Linked DNA regions of Mus musculus: region 2 is linked to region 1. Evidence: chromatin loops called from intact Hi-C (ENCODE). Cell type or tissue: left cerebral cortex. All regions are shown on one strand. Each heading gives the region's core, and the rest is flanking DNA. Links, peaks and the distances in the headings are about the cores only.

Region 1 (8,328 bases), core at 253-8,252:
CCCTCTACAACGTCTGTTGTCTTCCACGGTTCACACGGTCCCCTGTGATTCTTTCAAGCTTCACAGGCCTTAAACTTGCCAAGTATCTGAGGCTAGCTAGCATGGAACCTCTGGTCTTCCTGCCTCCAGCTCCCAGCGCAGGGATTACAGCTGTGGCCCACCACCGAAGGCTGAGGATTTCGGATGTCATTTCTCTGTCCCTGCACACCTGTTGCTCTCAGAACGCTCTTGCCCCGGGAAAGCCCCCAAATGCTCCGAGACCTCCTCAAACACATCTCTAGACAGCCTCCTCCAGAAAGACTGCGCTAAGCTCTGGAAATGTTCTTATCTGGGGCTCACAGCTTCAACGGTTAGCAAAGGACCCACGAGGAGCCTCGCCCACTGGCCCAATCGCTCATCTGTCATTCCTTGCCACACATAAACATCCTGACCCGATAAACATGCTCAGAGAATAGATTCTGGGGCAGTGTCTTGTTTGCAACACACACACAAGCTGACAGCTTGAGCCTGGGGCTACCAGTCGCCCTAACCTGTAGCCCCCAGACCTTCCTGCTGGAGTCGGGTCTGGCCTTATTGCCCCGGCCAGAGGGGAGGGAGGGTTCCAGGGTGGAGTGGTGAGGAAGGCGGGGCTTGCGCCCCAGAGTAGTTGTCCCGGGCCGGGGACGGAAGTTGCACCACCACAGTACGATTACTTTCAGTTTTGTTTCTCTTGCAGGTAGTCAACTGCTGGCGGTAGCGGGATTTCGGGGCTCCCCGGTCCTGCTGGGAGAGTCCAGGATCAGCTGTGGCTGGGTAAGGAGAGCCCGGGAAGGCGGATGGGGTTAAGAGCCAGCACCCAGAAAGACTAGCCTGGGGGGAGGGGAGGGAGGAAAGGGGAAGTGAGAAAGCCCGGGAGAGGGAAAGGAAGGGAGGGGAGAGAGGGCAGAGGGGACCTGAGAAGCTTGGGAGGACAAGCTTGGAGCCAGGCCCTGTCCCTCAGCCTCCCACCTCCCACCTTGTGTCCTGAATCCTACACTCACTGAGTGTAGACAACCGCACCCCCACCCCCCACTCCGAGTTTGTTTGTTTTTTTTTCCTCCCAACACTGGGGAAAAAGAAAAGTGATCGCTCTCATTCTCTCTCTCAAGGCTAGATCTCTCTGTAGGGCAAGCTCAACCAGAACTCACTATTGTAGCCCCAGGCTGTCCTGAAACTCACTTTTAAACCCAGGCTAGCCTCAAATTTGTGGCAAGCTTCCTGTCTCGGGCTCCAGCTTTCTTTATTAAGTCGCCACCGTGCTGGGGACTTACAGTACCTTCCCTCCAGGGGATTCTAGAATGAGTTTGGTAGGAATGGTAAAATTAGAGGACTCCAGGAGTCAGGCCAGATCTACATGACCCCCAGGTCCAGGAAAAGGAAGGAGATGAACTTTTTCTCCCTGAGCCTTCATCTTGATCTGTTGTTATTTTCAAAGCTAGATGGGGCAGGAAGTAGGGCCCCTTCCACCCTCCCAGGACACCCTCCCAGACAGATGGATGGACAAAGACTGCGGGACCCTGTCCAACATCGAAAAGCACAGTGCTCGCATGCCCCTGACCTGTGTGTCCTTCCTGGCTGCCCCTTGAGTCCTAGCACCCACTGATAACAGGACCCATGGCAAGGTGAACGTGGTGGTGCTTGCCTGTGATGTGAGCACGCAGGAGACTGAGGCAGGAGGAGCACAAGCTTGGAGCTAGACCCAGGAGCAGGGCTGCCTAGCTCACAAGAAGCCCTAGGTTGCTTCTCCAGTGCTACATAAACTTCCCAGGGCTCCGGAAGTGGAGGCAGGAAGTTCAGAAGGTCAAGGTCATCCTGGGCTACTTGGCCAAGTTTGAGGCCAGCCTGGGCTACATGAGACGGGAAGGGCTTGGGCTACACCTACCTTTGGCCCTTGACCTGGTATGTTACTAATTAGAGTATTCTATCTCTGAGGCCTGGGGGCTACCTGGTCTCATCTTTCCCACAGGCTCAGCACTTCCTACAGCCGGTCGCATGTTTACGTTTGGTGAGTGTCTGTAAAGAGAACAAAGTGGAAGAAAAAAACCCTTCCCCTGGTATCTAGTGCCTCCCACAAGCCAGAACGTACCAAACATCCAGGTGAGTGTGGACACCAGGAAAGAGTAGGGGAGGGGCTAGGATGAAGTGTGTTTGTGGGGCGGGGGAAGACAGGACCAAGCTAGGGACTTGGCCCAGGTATCTCTGACTTCTGCCCCTTCCCTTATAGCATGAACTCCAAAGACTCCTCCCCAACTCTGCTGGAAGCTCTGAGCAGCGATTTCCTAGCCTGTAAAATCTGCCTGGAGCAGTTACACACACCCAAGACTCTGCCATGCCTACATACCTATTGCCAGGACTGTCTGGCACAACTGGACATCGGTGGTCAGGTCCGCTGCCCCGAGTGTCGGGAGATTGTGCCTGTACCCGCCGAAGGGGTGGCCGCCTTTAAGACCAACTTCTTTGTCAATGGGCTCTTGGATCTTGTCAAGGCCAGAGCTCCCGGAGACGTCCATTCAGGGAAGCCAACTTGCGCTCTGTGCCCTCTGGTGGGAGGCAAGAGCTCTGGGGGACCCGCCACAGCCAGGTGCCTGGACTGTGCCGACGACTTATGCCAGGCCTGTGCCGATGGGCATCGCTGCTCCCGGCAGACCCATAAGCACCGTGTCGTTGACTTGGTGGGTTACAGAGCCGGGTGGTATGATGAAGAGGCTCGAGAGCGCCAGGCGTCCCAGTGTCCCCAGCACCCAGGGGAAGCCCTCTGCTTCCTCTGTCAACCTTGTTCTCAGTTGCTCTGCAAGGATTGCCGCCTGGGTCCCCATATCGATCACCCCTGCTTGCCCCTAGCGGAAGCAGTGCGTTCCAGGAAGCCAGGCCTTGAGGAGTTATTGGCAGGTGTGGACAGCAATCTGGTGGAGCTAGAAGCCACTCGGGTGGCAGAAAAGGAAGCCCTGGCCTTGCTTCGGGAGCAGGCAGCCAGTGTGGGGACTCAGGTGGAGGAGGCAGCTGAACGAATCCTCAAGTCCCTGCTGGCCCAGAAGCAGGAAGTGCTGGGACAACTCCGGGCCCTTGTGGAGGCTGCTGAGGAGGCTACCAGGGAGAGGTTGACCAAAATAGAGCGCCAGGAGCAGGTGGCCAAGGCGGCGGCTGCCTTTGCCCGTCGAGTGCTCAGCTTGGGTCTAGAGGCCGAGATCCTTTCGCTGGAGGGAGCAATCACACAGCGCCTGCGCCAGCTTCAGGATGCTCCCTGGACGTCTGGGCCCACCCGCTGTGTGCTGCCCCAGCTAGAGCTCCATCCCGGGCTCGAGGACAAGAACTGCCACCTGCTCCGACTCATCTTTGAGGAGCCTAAACAATCCCCGAAGGACAGCGGGAAGGGTGGGGCTGGTACCCAAGGAGGGGATGAAGCTCAAGGCCAAGGGGACGATAGAACCAAGATAGGGAAGCAGGGTGGAGCCCAGCCCCTGACTCCCAAAGAAGGCAAAGACCAGAACCCCCAAGAAGATGATGGGGTCTTCATCGAAAGGGGTAACAGGCCTAACAAGAAGAAGAAGTGCAAAGGCAGAGGCAAGTCTGTTTCTCGGGAGCCCAGCCCCATCCTGAGGCCAAACCTAGAAGGTTCCGGCCTCCTCCCTCGGCCTGTGTTTTCCTGGAGTTTCCCCACGAGGATGCCCGGGGACAAGCGCTCCCCTCGCATCACTGGACTCTGTCCCTACGGCCCCCAGGAAATCTTGGTGGCAGATGAGCAGAACAGGGTCTTGAAACGCTTCTCCCTCAATGGGGACTACAAAGGCACAGTGCAGGTCCCCGAGGGCTGTTCCCCGTGCAGCGTGGCTGCCCTGCAGAATGCAGTGGCTTTCTCTGCCAATGCAAAACTCTATCTTGTCAGTCCTGACGGAGAAATTCAGTGGCGCAGGTCCCTGAGCCTCACCCAGTCCAGCCACGCCGTGGCCGCAATGCCATGTGGAGACCGAGTAGCTGTCAGTGTGGCAGGCCATGTGGAGGTATACAAGAAAGATGGCAGCCTGGCTACCCGCTTTATCCCTGGAGGCAAGGCTAGCCGGGGCCAGCGGGCACTGGTGTTCCTAACCACCAGCCCCCAGGGCAATTTTGTAGGGTCAGATTGGCAGCAGAATAGCGTGGTTTTCTGTGATGGGTTAGGTCAGGTGATCTGGGAATACAAGGGCCCTGGGTTACATGGCTGCCAGCCAGGTTCTGTGTCTGTGGATAAGAAGGGCTACATATTTCTGACCCTTCGAGAGGTAAACAAGGTGGTGATACTGGATCCCAAGGGGTCACTTCTTGGTGACTTCCTAACAGCATACCATGGCCTGGAAAAGCCCCGGGTAACCACCATGGTAGACGGCAAGTACTTGGTGGTGTCACTTAGCAATGGGACCATCCATGTCTTTAGGGTCAGGTTTCCTGACAGCTAAAGCGGCTTTTGGCTGGGGTGGGGGGCAGGTGGGGAGGGAGGGAGGGAGGGAGGGAAGGAAAAAGGGAGGGAGGGAGGGAGGGAGGGAGGGAGGGAGGGAGGGCATAATAGAAGCAGAGCCACCTATAGGATGAGTTGGCCAAGGGCATTTTCCCAACTAGCAAAATGCTTGTTCCTTTTGTGATGTACAGGGATAGAAGCTACTAAGAGTAGTGTTGGCTGGCAATAGCTTTGAGCACACAGCAGATGCCAGCAGTCAACCAAACTGCTTGCTTTGGAACAATTCCTGCAGCTAAGGCTGCTGCTGTAGTTTTAGGTGTTTTGAGATTTAGAAGCCTGATTCTTGATTTGTATTCTTCAGAACCATTCCTGGGATGGGGTCAGGACTCCTCTGTAAAGCACTTGCCTAGAACTCACCAATGAGAGACTCAGTAGTAGAGTGCCTGCTAGGTTCTACCAGTGAGGAGTCTGGGCATGGCTCACTGTAGAGGGCTTGTCTAGAATGCACCAATGAGGGTGGGGGCGTGGCTCAGTGGTAGAGCCCCTGCCTAGAATCCCCCAATGAGGGGCTGGGGGCGTGGCTCAGTGGTAGAGCCCCTGCCTAGAATCCCCCAATGAGGGGCTGGGGGCGTGGCTCAGTGGTAGAGCCCCTGCCTAGAATCCCCCAGGGAGGGGTTGGGGGCGTGGCTTGGTCTTAGAAGACTTGGCTAGCCTGCTGAAAGTCCTGAAGTCAATTCCCAGGCATATCTTCCTTCCTAAAAAACAAAAGAAAACAAAACAAAACCTTGGAGCAGGTGAAAGAGAATCCTAAGGGAGATAACATAAGTCATCCTCCAAGCAAAGGAAGACCAAGTATACGTCAAGATATGTTAGGCATGCTGGAAAGAAGGTGAGAACTGGCCATTCTCAAGGGGAACATGGGGTCAGAGGAGGCCAGAGATCTCAGAACAACAATAGCATTGCCAATCCATCGGAGTAGAAACTCCCTCAATGAAGTATGGGGTCAGAGGTCAGGGGTCAGAGAGTGCAGGCACAAGCAGAAGTGGAGGTATGAGATCAAATCCAGATGCAGCATCACACACACTCACACACACCTGTTATCCCAGCACTTGGGAAGCTGAGGCAGGAGGATTATATGTTTGAGCCCAGCCTGGGCTATACGCAGAGACTGTTAAAAAAAAAAAAAAAAGCTGGACTCTCTCCCAACTCTCAGGCACCAGCTTCTGTCCCACAGAGACTCCATCTTTGGCCGCATGTTCAAGTGGTTCAGCAAAGATGCCCAACGTTAAGAGGGAGTCGAACTCTTCCAGATGGTGGTTGAAAGGTGTCAGCATCCACACTCGTGGGTCCTGTCCAGAGGGCAGGGTTGCCTCGGCAGTGACCGTCCTTGAGTGTTTCACCAAGTGCATGGACTACACGCCATCCTCCCTTCGGTACCCACAAACCAGACATCTCTCGAGTTTTCAGAAGGCATCGAAGCCCTCAGAAGCCATGATGATAAGATCCACGTGGTGCTGATTAAGGCTTGCCAGCCAGAGACACAGCAGATGATGGGGGAGGGATGCTTATAGTTGTTGGTGAAGCCCACGGACACCCACCCCCAAGGTGATCAAAGTCTGCATCAACTGGTTCTAGTCGGACCAGAAGTTCTTGAAGATGGGAGCAGAACCTTTTCAGAGACACTAGTCTTCACGAAGCTCAGTGAGCTGAGGAGTAGCCAGGCTGGCCGGGGTCCCCTCACAAAGAAGATGTCCAGTGTCTGCAGGAGACAGGGTCAGAAGTGTTGGTGAACAGGGTATGTCAGCGTATGGCAAAGGAATATCCTGCTGACTTCCTGGGCCTGCAGGAAATGCAGGGATTCTTGGGTCTCTAGGATATCAGCGAGACTCGGGCGTTTAAGTCCGAGATGCCAGACGGACATTGTGAATGAAGTGTTGGCCAATGGCATCACCTGGCTGATGATAAGAGTGGGTCTGAAGGACTCCCTGACATCCTTGCAGGCTACGAAGGCTGGAGATCTCGATGGCACTGTTTGGGCGTGACTGCGATGAGGGGCGTGGACGACGTTGAGTGGGTGCTTGGCAGGGGCAAGATCACAAGGTCGTCACACACTCCAGCCCCTTCCCCACCATCAACAGGAAGATCACAGGTGCGGACACCAAGAAAGAAATGGCAATTCAGCCTGCCTAACATGCCGCTGGCCCGTAACCGCTTCATTCAGGTAAAGCTGGAGGACCGCGAGCTGCCCACTGACCTGCCCCCACTCCTCACCCCACCTTCTCAGCAGAGACACACATGATCCACCCCCCACCCTGAGCCGCTGGCTCTTCCCTCCCACCATCGCTGCACCTGCCCAGGTGGGCGGGGCCTGGGGCGGAGATTAGGGAGGTCCAACGTCTCCATGATTTCAAGGTCCATAAAGATTAGCCATGTTCCCTTAGCTCTAAAATAAGAGAAACACCATGTATCTTTTAAGGCCATTATGGGCCCAACGGAAAGGCATTAGTGATGCTTGGATGAATGGTGGGATTTAATACGCAAAAAATGGATATCTGTAATATATAATCTTAGAGGCAAATCACAAAACCACTAAACAGATAGTTAGCCAATCTGAAGTTAAATAGGATTTAACTTTTAAATAGGATGTGACATTTAAACAGATTATGAAATCTCTATAAGACTTTTCTTATGCTTTCTGTTTCCTGGAATCTTGTTTATTTATGCTTTTTGTTAGCTATCTTGGCAAAATCCCTTTTCAGAAATGTTAGCCTTTATGTGAATGAAGTGATGTGATTTCATCTGTGACAGGAGGGGTCTGGGGAGGCGCTGAAGCCCAAAGGCCAGCATGGGAGAATCTGGGAAGTCAGCAGTGATGGATGGGGGACCTAAGGCGGGAGGAGGCATAAAACTCTGGAGATACGCTTGGAGGTGAGTCGCAGTCACCTCAGTGTTTTTAATCTGTGGCAGCGTCTTTGGATGAAGACGGTAGGGGTGGCTTTGGAGGGTGTGTTTAGCCAGGGGGCTATGGAGAAATGAGGCTGAAGAGACATTTAAGGTAGGGATTATTATGACACAGTGTGTGTGTGAGACACAGGGGCCTTTGGAATAAAGTCCAGATGGAAGTTTAAGGATAGAGAAGGGACATCTTTTTCTGGACAGAATTCCCTGTTTGTAGAAACCAATGTAGGGAATCACCAATGTCCAGATTTGATTACATATAAAATTTAAAAGCTAGATATGGAGGTGCAAGCCTGGTATAATCCCCAGGACTCAGTTGGTGAGAGCAGAATTGTGAGTTCAAGGCCAGCCTAGGCTCCATAGTGAGCCCCTTCAAGTGGGGCTCTGGCTCTCAGTTGGTAGAGTGCTTGCCTGGCATAACCGACCCCTGGGTTCGATCCCCAGCACTGAATAAAAACAGGTATAGCACATACCTACAGTCCTGGCAGTCAGTCGGAATGGGAGACTCACAAGTCCATGGTTATCCTTGGCTAACCTAGCAAATTCCAAACCAGCCAAGGCTACGTGAGACCTTGGCTAAAACAAAACCAACAAAACTGCTCTTAAAAAAGCAAATGAACAACAACAACAAAAATGAATGAATAAATAAATAAATAAATAAATAAATAAGCTAACATAAAAATATATACACAGCAAAGCATAAGGGAAGACATGAGGGCCAGTAAGATTACAAACAACAGAGAATTTTGATTTGATGAGGAAAAGCTGAAATACCAGTTAAAAAAAAGGACACCTATCTGGACAAAGAAGAAAATAGTTTAGATACCCAGGGGAAGTATCTATGAGCAAGGACTTATAAAATGAAAAAGAATTCATCAAATAAAACCACTGGCATACGCCAAAGATAAAAGTTACAGATGTGT
Region 2 (8,328 bases), core at 229-8,228, 100 kb after region 1:
TACATAAAGATAAAAATTTAGAGACTGCTAAGAATCTAAGAGTGAGAATAAGCCTTTTCTGTTTTGTTTTGCTTTGCTTTTTCTTTTTCTTTTAATAGCGACAGGCTTTTGCTATGTAGCCCAGGCTTGCCTTGAGTTTGTGATCCTTCTGCCTCATCCCCTCAACGACTGGGATTACAGACATTCAGTATCATACCAGCTCTTTCATGCTTTTTATTTTTAAAAATTACATTTGATGGAACTGGAAAGATGGCTCAGCAGTTAAGAGCACTGGCTGCTTTTCCAGAGGACCTGGATTTGATTCTGAGCACCCCATGGCAGCTCACAACTGTCTCTAACTCAGCTCTAAGGGATCTGATGCCCTCTTCTGGCCTCTGTGGACACTGCACATATGTGGTGCACAGATAAACATGCAGGCAAAAATACCTATACACATAAAACAAAACAAAATGCTTTCATGCTTTTAATCCCAGCACTTGGGAGGCAGAGGGAGGCAGAGACATAGGCACCCATATTCCTATTGGAGGCCATCCTGACTTTATAGAGCAAATTCCTGGAAAGCCAGGGAAACCTTGTCTCAAAAAAAAAATCAAAATCAAACAAAAAAAAGCAAAATTTATAATCCAATAATTTAAAAAATTATACTTGCTTAATTGTGGGTAGGGGGCACCTGTGGGCCACAGTACACATGTGGAACGCAGAAGATACTTTTAGGAGTTGGTTCTCTTCTTCCATCTTACAGGTACTGAGAATGGAGACCAGACTGCTGGGCTTGGTGGCAAGTGCCCACCAAGTCCCCACTGGGCCATCATGACAGCCCTCATATGCTTAAGAAGAAAAACATGGTCTCATGTAGGACCCTGGGTGGCCTCTCAGGTGGCCTCTGGGTCCTCACATAGCTAAGGATGAGTTTTGCCTCCTGGGTCTCCAGTTTCTACCCTACTGCTGGGATTACAGACATCATGCACCATTTAGATCAGGCAGCGCTGGAGACAGGATCTAGGACCTCCCTCTCGATAGGCAAGCAGTATAGCCACTGAGCTATAACCCCCAGCATCCCCAGGGGCTTCATAACATTTACAATGAGCTCACCTTTAAGAGAATAGAAGAGCTGGGTGCAGGTGGTGGGGGTGCACACTTCTGATCCCAGCACTCACTGGCAGGTGGGTCTCTGAGTTGGAGGCCAGCCTGGTCTATAGAGTGAGTTCCAGGACAGCCAGAGCTACACAGAGAAACCCTGTCTCAGAGAAGAGAGAGAGAGAGAGAGAGAGAGAGAAGGAAGGAGACCAGAGACAAAAGGGTTAAGCAACTGGCACATAGTCACAGAGCCAAAGAATGCCTAGATGGCTGACTCAGAAAGGCAGCACTTAGAGGAATGGTCTGGATGGCGCAGAAGGCAATGGATCACTGATGTCAGCCTTGCTGGTGAATCACGACGTCTCTCTTTCTATAAAGAGGACCTCACACCTCGCTTCCAGTAAGGGCTGAATGAGATGATGCATAGAAAGGACTTGGTGCTGTATTTCTGGCACACGGCGGGCTCAGGTAATGGGAGGAATTATTGCTGAGCCAATTGGAGTAGCTATTCTTCAACCGAGTCTCATTACAGCCTGCGCATCATAATTTAGCCCTAACGGAAGCCGCTTGTTTAGTCCGTAGGCAGGATTGTCCGGTTCTAGGAACACCCGTGGGAGCTTCGTGAGTCAGAGAGATGGAAAAGCCATCAGCCTTGACGGTGAACTCTTAGGGACAGGGTCCTGCTGATGTCACCTCTGCCTCTGTGTATTCATTAGTGGCCATTCCTATCAACATGAAATTGGGATATTGGTTTGTTTGTTAAGACAGGGTTTCTCTGTGTAACCCTGAGTGTCCTGGAACTTGCTGTGTAGACCAGGCAGGCCTCGAACTCAGAGATAGCCCTGGCTCTGCCTCTCGAGGGCTAAGATTAAAGATGTGCGTCACCACCACCCATTCACATGCTTAGGGTTTTTGTTTGTTTGGTTGGTTGGTTGGTTTTGGTTTTTAGAGACAGGGTTTCTCTGTGTGGCCCTAGCTGTCCTGGAACTCACTCTGTAGACCAGGCTGGGCTCGAACTCAGAAATCCGCCTGCCTCTGCCTCTCAAGTGCTGGGATTAAAGGCGTGTGCCACCACTACCCAGCACATGCTTAGCTTTTAAAATCATTTCTTAGCCGGTTCTCGAAAAACTAAAACCAACCAAACAAAAATCATTTCTTAGAATATTTTCTTGTCTCTCTCTCTCTCCCTCTCCCTCTCCCCCTCCCTCTTCCCCCCTTTCTCCCCCCTCCGTGTGTGTGTGTGTGTGTGTGTGTGTGTGTATACAAGCACTTTCAGTGTTTATGTGGGAATCAGAGGACAACTTCCAAGACTCCATATGGGCTCTGGGAATTGAACTCAGGTCATCAGACTTAGAAGCAAGCAGTTCTTAACCACTGGGCGACTATCCCCTTTATCTTTGGTTTTTGAGACAGGGTCTCACTGTGTAGCCCTGATTGGCCTGGAACTTGCTATGTAGACCTGGATGGCCTTGAACCTGCAGAGATCCATTCCCTCTGCCTTGGGAATGCTGGAATTAAACCTGCCCCCTGCCACACCAACCCTTACGTTCACCATTTATAAAGCCTTGAGTTCAAACCTCGGTGGCACCACCTAGGAAACAGTTCTGCCAGCATGCTGTGGTGGCTTAGCTGGGCTCTGTGATGGAAGATCTGTCTTCCTTCGCTGTAAATGTACCGAGCCATAGTTTCTCAAGGAATGCTGGCTGAACAATGAGATGTTCCCCTTACTCGTTTTCAAATGAGGGGCTGGGCAGATGGCTCAGTGCTTCAGAGCACTTGCTGCTCGTACAGGGGACCTAAGTTTGGTTGTCAGCACCCAGGTTCACGCCCACCTACAGCTCTAGTTCCAGAGGATTGGACTCTTTCTTCTGGCCTCCGTGGGTACCTGTATTCATGTGCACAGACCCATATATACATACACAAAATAAATAGTATGAACCTTTAAAATACCTGTCTCAAATTAATGAGTTGTTGTTCCATGTAGTGCAAATCAGACTTTTCATTTGTTAGAATATATATATATATACACACACACACACACAAACAAAAACAGGATGAGGTCTCACTGTGAGCCCTGGCTGGCCTTGAATTCAATATCTCCCCACTTGGGCCTTCCTAGTGTTGACATGACCAACGTGTTCCACTCCACCCAGCCCTATCCGTTACTTTCAGATGGAGACATATTTAATGTATTGCAATACAATACAGTGTTTGCTCTGATACTCAAGTTACCTGACTTTGGAAAAAAAAGGGTGTTTGCAAACAACACAGAGGGGCATGGAGGCTTTGGGGTTTTGTTTGTTTTAGACAGGGTTTCTCTGAACTGGCTAACCTGGAACTCTGTAGACCAGGATGGCCTTGAACTCAGAGATCTGTCTGCCTTTATGTTCAAAGGGCTGGGATTAAAGCTGTGTGCCAGCACTGCCAGGCAAGTGTTGGGGATCTTTAAGGCCTGGCAGGTTGCAGGCTTGGGAAGGCAGTCCGGAAATGGATAGTGAATTGCACTGAGTTCTTCTCCAGATAGGAGGCTGGTCTCTAGCAAAACCCAGGCCTGAGAGGCCTCTTGTTCTGTGAGCTCCACAGAGCTGTAATCTCAACACCCAGGAACCTGAGGCAGGAGATCTGCACATTCAAAACTAGCCTGTGCAACAAAGTGAGATCCTGTCTTAAACGTAGAAACCAAACAATCCAGGCAAACAAGGCTGGGTGTGGTGGTGTAGGCCTTTGATCCCAGAACTCTGGAAGCAGAGGCAGGCAGATCTCTGTGAGTTTGAGACTAAGTTTTGGCTGTCTATTGGACCCTCCGGGTGAGTCGGACTGGCCAGTCAGGAGATTTTAAACTGGAAAGGACTAGACAGAATTGTCTTCTGAAAAAGAGATCACCCTCTGGTGGCCACTCTAAGGATGGCAGGGAGAGAAAAGGTCCCTGAAGAGCCAAGAAGCTGAGCTTGTGGAGCCTCTCAAGTTCAAGTCTGTTAGGCTTCCAGACTGCAAGCAGAAACACACAGCGATGGGGCATCCTGTGCACTATTTGCTGAAGGGAAGACCCACAACAGCCTTGAACTCTGGGATATGGGGCTCTGGAAAAGAGAAGAGAAGGGGAGGGGAGGGAGGGGAGAGGGGAAGGGAGGAGAAAGGAAGGGGAGGGATGGGAGAGAAGGGGGGGAGGAGAAGAAGGGAGGGGAGTGAAGAAGAGGGGAGGAATACAGAAGAATCCAAGTCATGCCTGTGTTCTAGGTACTCAAGAGGCCGAGGCAGGGATGCTTGGGAATTCAGGGACCACTTGTGCTGCATATTGAGATCTCACCCCCCCCAAAAAGAAGAAAGGAGCAGAATAGCATGGAGTGGTATAGACCTGGCACTTGCCCTTTTCCATAGAGGGAGGGAGGGAGGGTGGGAGGGAGGGAGGGAGGGAGGGAGGGAGGGAGGGAGGGAGGGAAGGAGGAAAGGAGAGAGAGCTTGCTTCTTATAAGCTAGGCATGGTGGCAGTGTCTATAATCCCAAAACTTGGAAGGTAGAGATAGGAGATCAAGGGGAGCCTTGGTTACATGGTGAGTTCAAGGTCAGCCTGAGCTATAAGAGTCTTAGTCTCAAATAAAAGAGGAGAGAAGAGGAAGGGGAGGAGACAGGAGGGGAGTCACAGATGGGGACATAGGCATATTTCCAGTGTGTAACAAGGTAGTGAGGCAGGCCCTGGAGAGCTGGAGCTAGTTGGGGACAGCCTCCTGCTCCAAAGGCTGTGTTGGAACCCTCCAGGGTTTGAGTGTCCTGACCAAACACACACTGTAACCTCCATCCACACCTATAACCTCAGCTCTAGGGATAGCGCAGACAAAAGGATGGTTGGGGCTGCTGGCCAGCTGGCTAAGCTGCAAAACAGGAGGTTCCAGATTCAGTGGGAACAGGACCCAGAACAATAGAGGCATCCTCTAGCCATGCCTCTAGGGTGTGCATGGATGAGTCTGTGCACACACACACACACACACACACACACACACACACACACACACACCAAGAGAAACAATATCAGGAGGGCTGGAGAGATGGTTCAGTTGGTAGAGTGATTGTCTAACGTGCAAAATAGCCCTGGGTTCCATCCCCAGGACAGGACAAAATTAGTTGTAGAAGGTGAAGACAGGAAGGTCAGAAATTCAAAGGCATCCTGTCTTCACACAGTGAGTTCAAAGGTAACCTGGACTACATGAGACCCTGTCTTTATAAAAAACACAAAAAAACTTACTAACTGAAAAAGCTCAACATAAGTTATGGAATTGCCCAAAATTTCATCTGGGGACAAGAGAGAAATTCTCCTGAATATGTTTTATAGGACAGCAGACATCCGATGACAAATATAGTTACGTTCCAATTGCACTCAAACAACTTTATTATTATTATTATTATTATTATTATTATTATTATTATTATTATTATTATTATTCAAGACAGGGTTTCACTGTGTAGCTCAGGCTGGCCCCCTACTCAGAGATAGCTCTGTGTCAGCAGCATCCCCAGAGATTACAGGCATGAACCATCCTGCCCAGCTGACAAATGATTCCTAGATACAAGCACAAAGCCAGTGAACAAACAGATGGAGAGAAAGACCACGCCGAAAATGTGCAGGAGGGTGAGAGACCCGGCATGTAAGTGCAGGGGGAAAGCGGCCCCAGGAGGGCTGCCCAGCAGGGTCCAGGGTAACAAAGATAAAATACAGATTTAGGAAGTACTAACTCAGGAATGTCAGAGGGGAGTGTGTGTTAGCCACGAGGAGTTAGGGAGTGACCCACCATTGAGCAGTTTAAGGTTTTTAAAATATAAGGCTGTGTATGTGTGTCTTTCATTCATGAATCCAAAACATTTGGGCGGATGTAGAGGAGGCACGCACACCACAGGGGAGTTCAGAGTAGATTAATATAAGACACTATAGCTGTGGTCACACAAAGATTCTTAAGACATCAATCAGATCTTACCTTTCATTATATCCATACTATACCCGTCATGGTGACTGTGAACTCCCACCAAGTATAATTTTGTCTCCATCCTTAGTTTAAGCCATTATATCTTCTTTTAACATAATTTTTATTAACTTTTGGGAGGAATCTTATACATGCATACAAAGTAATTCAATTATATTGACCTGGCATCCACCCATTATGTACCCCTCATTCTCTGAACTTCCTGTCCTCCCATTCCCTCTGTCTCTCCCTCCCCCTCACCTCTCTTTCTAACTCATCAATTCCAATTTGTGAGATTCCCCATACTCATGGCTATGGACCCGTCCACTGGAGAAGGTTTACCTACCAGGGTCGACATCCTTAAAGAAACTGCTTCTCGGGCTGGAGAGATGGCACAGAGGTTAAGAGCACTGACTGCTCTTCCAGAGGTCCTGAGTTCAATTCCCAGCAACCACATGGTGGCTCACAACCATCTGTAACGGGATCTGATGCCCTCTTCTGGTGTGTCTGAAGACAGCTACCGTGTACTTAGATATAACAATAAATAAATCTTAAAAAAAAAAAAGATAAGCACAGAAACCGCCTCTCCCTTCAACTATCAACAGCTCCGAAGCGAGGGGTGGGGTCTCTGGCTCCCTCCTCCTTCCGTGCTGGCTTGATCTCCCGCCAGCAGCCACAGCTGGTATGAGTTCCTGAGTGTAGCATCCTGTCATGTCCAAAGGACACTGCTTTATTCCAGTCTGCCTGGGCCTCTGCCTCTTAGATCTTTCAGACGCTTCTTACTAGATGGTACCTGTACTTACATGGAGTGGCTTCTTCTCTACATTTCCATTAGTAAAGTCTCTGTGTTAGCCATTGTCCATGACACAAAGGAGCTTTTCTGATAAGGTCCGGCTGGGAGGCACACTAATCTATGTGTCTGGAGATACAAACTGAGAGGGCAGTTTGATAGTATATCCATTTAGTGATGTAACAGTAGTAGGTTCACCCTTGGGGTATACAAGCTCCCCCAAACTCTTGGTTCTTGGCTAGATTTACCAGTTCCGGGGCATGTGTTTTCTCCTGTTTTGGTAAAGTCAAAGACTGAAAATCTTTGTGTGCAAATGATGTGTAGTAGTATTTGTGTGAATGTAGATGCACTCAGACATCAGTACTGACTGCCCCGCCTCCTTGTCTGAGAGTGGATCTCTTGTTCACCATTGCATATACCAGGGTAGATGACCTGTGAACTTTCGTGGGGTCTCCTGTCTCCATCTGCCATCTCGATGTTGAATCCGTGATCTTCCTGCGTCAGCCTCCCAAGTTCTGGTTTAATGCAAACCAGGGAGGGCAGATTCCAAGTTTAGCTTTTGCTCATTGTGTTCCAGTGTCTACTGTATTCCAGCTTCTCCTTCTTACATCCTGTTTACCCTTCAAAGCTATCTTTCCACAAAGGATCCCTCCTCAGCTCTGTTCTGGAGCCTGCCAATTCTTATTTGTTAGTTTGGTTTGGTTTTTTTGAGACAGAGTTTCACTGTGTAGCCCTGGCTCTCCTAGAATTCGTTCTAAGGACCAAGCTGGCCTTGAACTCACAGAGAGCCACCTGCCTCTGCCTCCCAAGTGCTGGGATTAAAAGGCTGCCAGTTCTTAGCTCAGCCTCTGACCTTGTTTAGACAGGGAGAAGGATCCAGGCAAGGATTACCTCAGTGGCACACATCTCTAAATCCAGCACTTGGGGAAATGGAGAGAGGAGGAACCAAGAGGCAGTTGGATCTCTACGAGTTTGAAATCAGCTTGTCTGCATAGTTGGCTCCAAGCCAACTAGAGGTACATAATGAGACCCTGTCTTTAAAAAGAGGGCTGGGCAAGGATCTTAATGAAAGGATGAGGCTTTTTTTTTTTTTCCAATAGTGTAGCCTCTGGTGAGGTGCCTAGAATTATTGAGAAAATAATTCTAATGAAACTCACTGCGTCCCCCAAACAAGGAAAACAAACAAATAAAAAGACATGAAAATAAAAGACAGACTAGTTGGAAAGAGGAAGGGAGAAGGGAAAAGAGAAGGTCATGGGTGTATAGTCAAAATGCATTGTATATGTGTATAAGAGTGTCATAATAAAACCCATTCATTTTTTAGATTTATTTATTTTATGTGAATGAGTGTCTTGCCTGTATGAATGTGTGTGCACCATGCACGTGCCTGGTGCCTGTGGAGATCAGAAGAAGGCAATGGATCTTTAGAACTACAGTTAAGGATGTTGGTAAACCTCCATGTGGGTGCTGGGAATCCAACTCAGGTCCTCTGAAAGAGCAGCAAGTGCT

What was found. Peaks named below come from ENCODE experiments on the same cell type or tissue, not always from the same donor. Only the 100,000 strongest peaks of a DNase experiment are listed, where the experiment ranks them.
Region 2: it touches region 1 in a loop (4-fold over the local background); 30 of 42 quality-filtered maps call a loop at or near these places.

Annotation. Positions count from the first base shown.
Region 1 is chr5:137,108,576-137,116,903 of GRCm38, reverse strand. It overlaps Trim56 (tripartite motif-containing 56), which reads left to right and starts at 697. Exons shown (of 3, transcript NM_201373.4): 1 at 697-792; 2 at 1,951-2,115; 3 at 2,243-5,618. The coding sequence starts at 2,244. The coding sequence ends at 4,448. In left cerebral cortex, for the core only: no CTCF peak of the experiment used is centred there; DNase peaks (open chromatin) are centred at 714 and 4,698; H3K4me3 peaks cover 1,137 bases; H3K27ac peaks cover 691 bases.
Region 2 is chr5:137,005,829-137,014,156 of GRCm38, reverse strand. No RefSeq gene overlaps it. Among named protein-coding and RNA genes, the nearest start is that of Mir702, 19 kb to the right of the region's middle. In left cerebral cortex, for the core only: CTCF peaks have their summits at 381 (motif pointing left) and 3,982 (motif pointing left); DNase peaks (open chromatin) are centred at 1,455 and 3,967.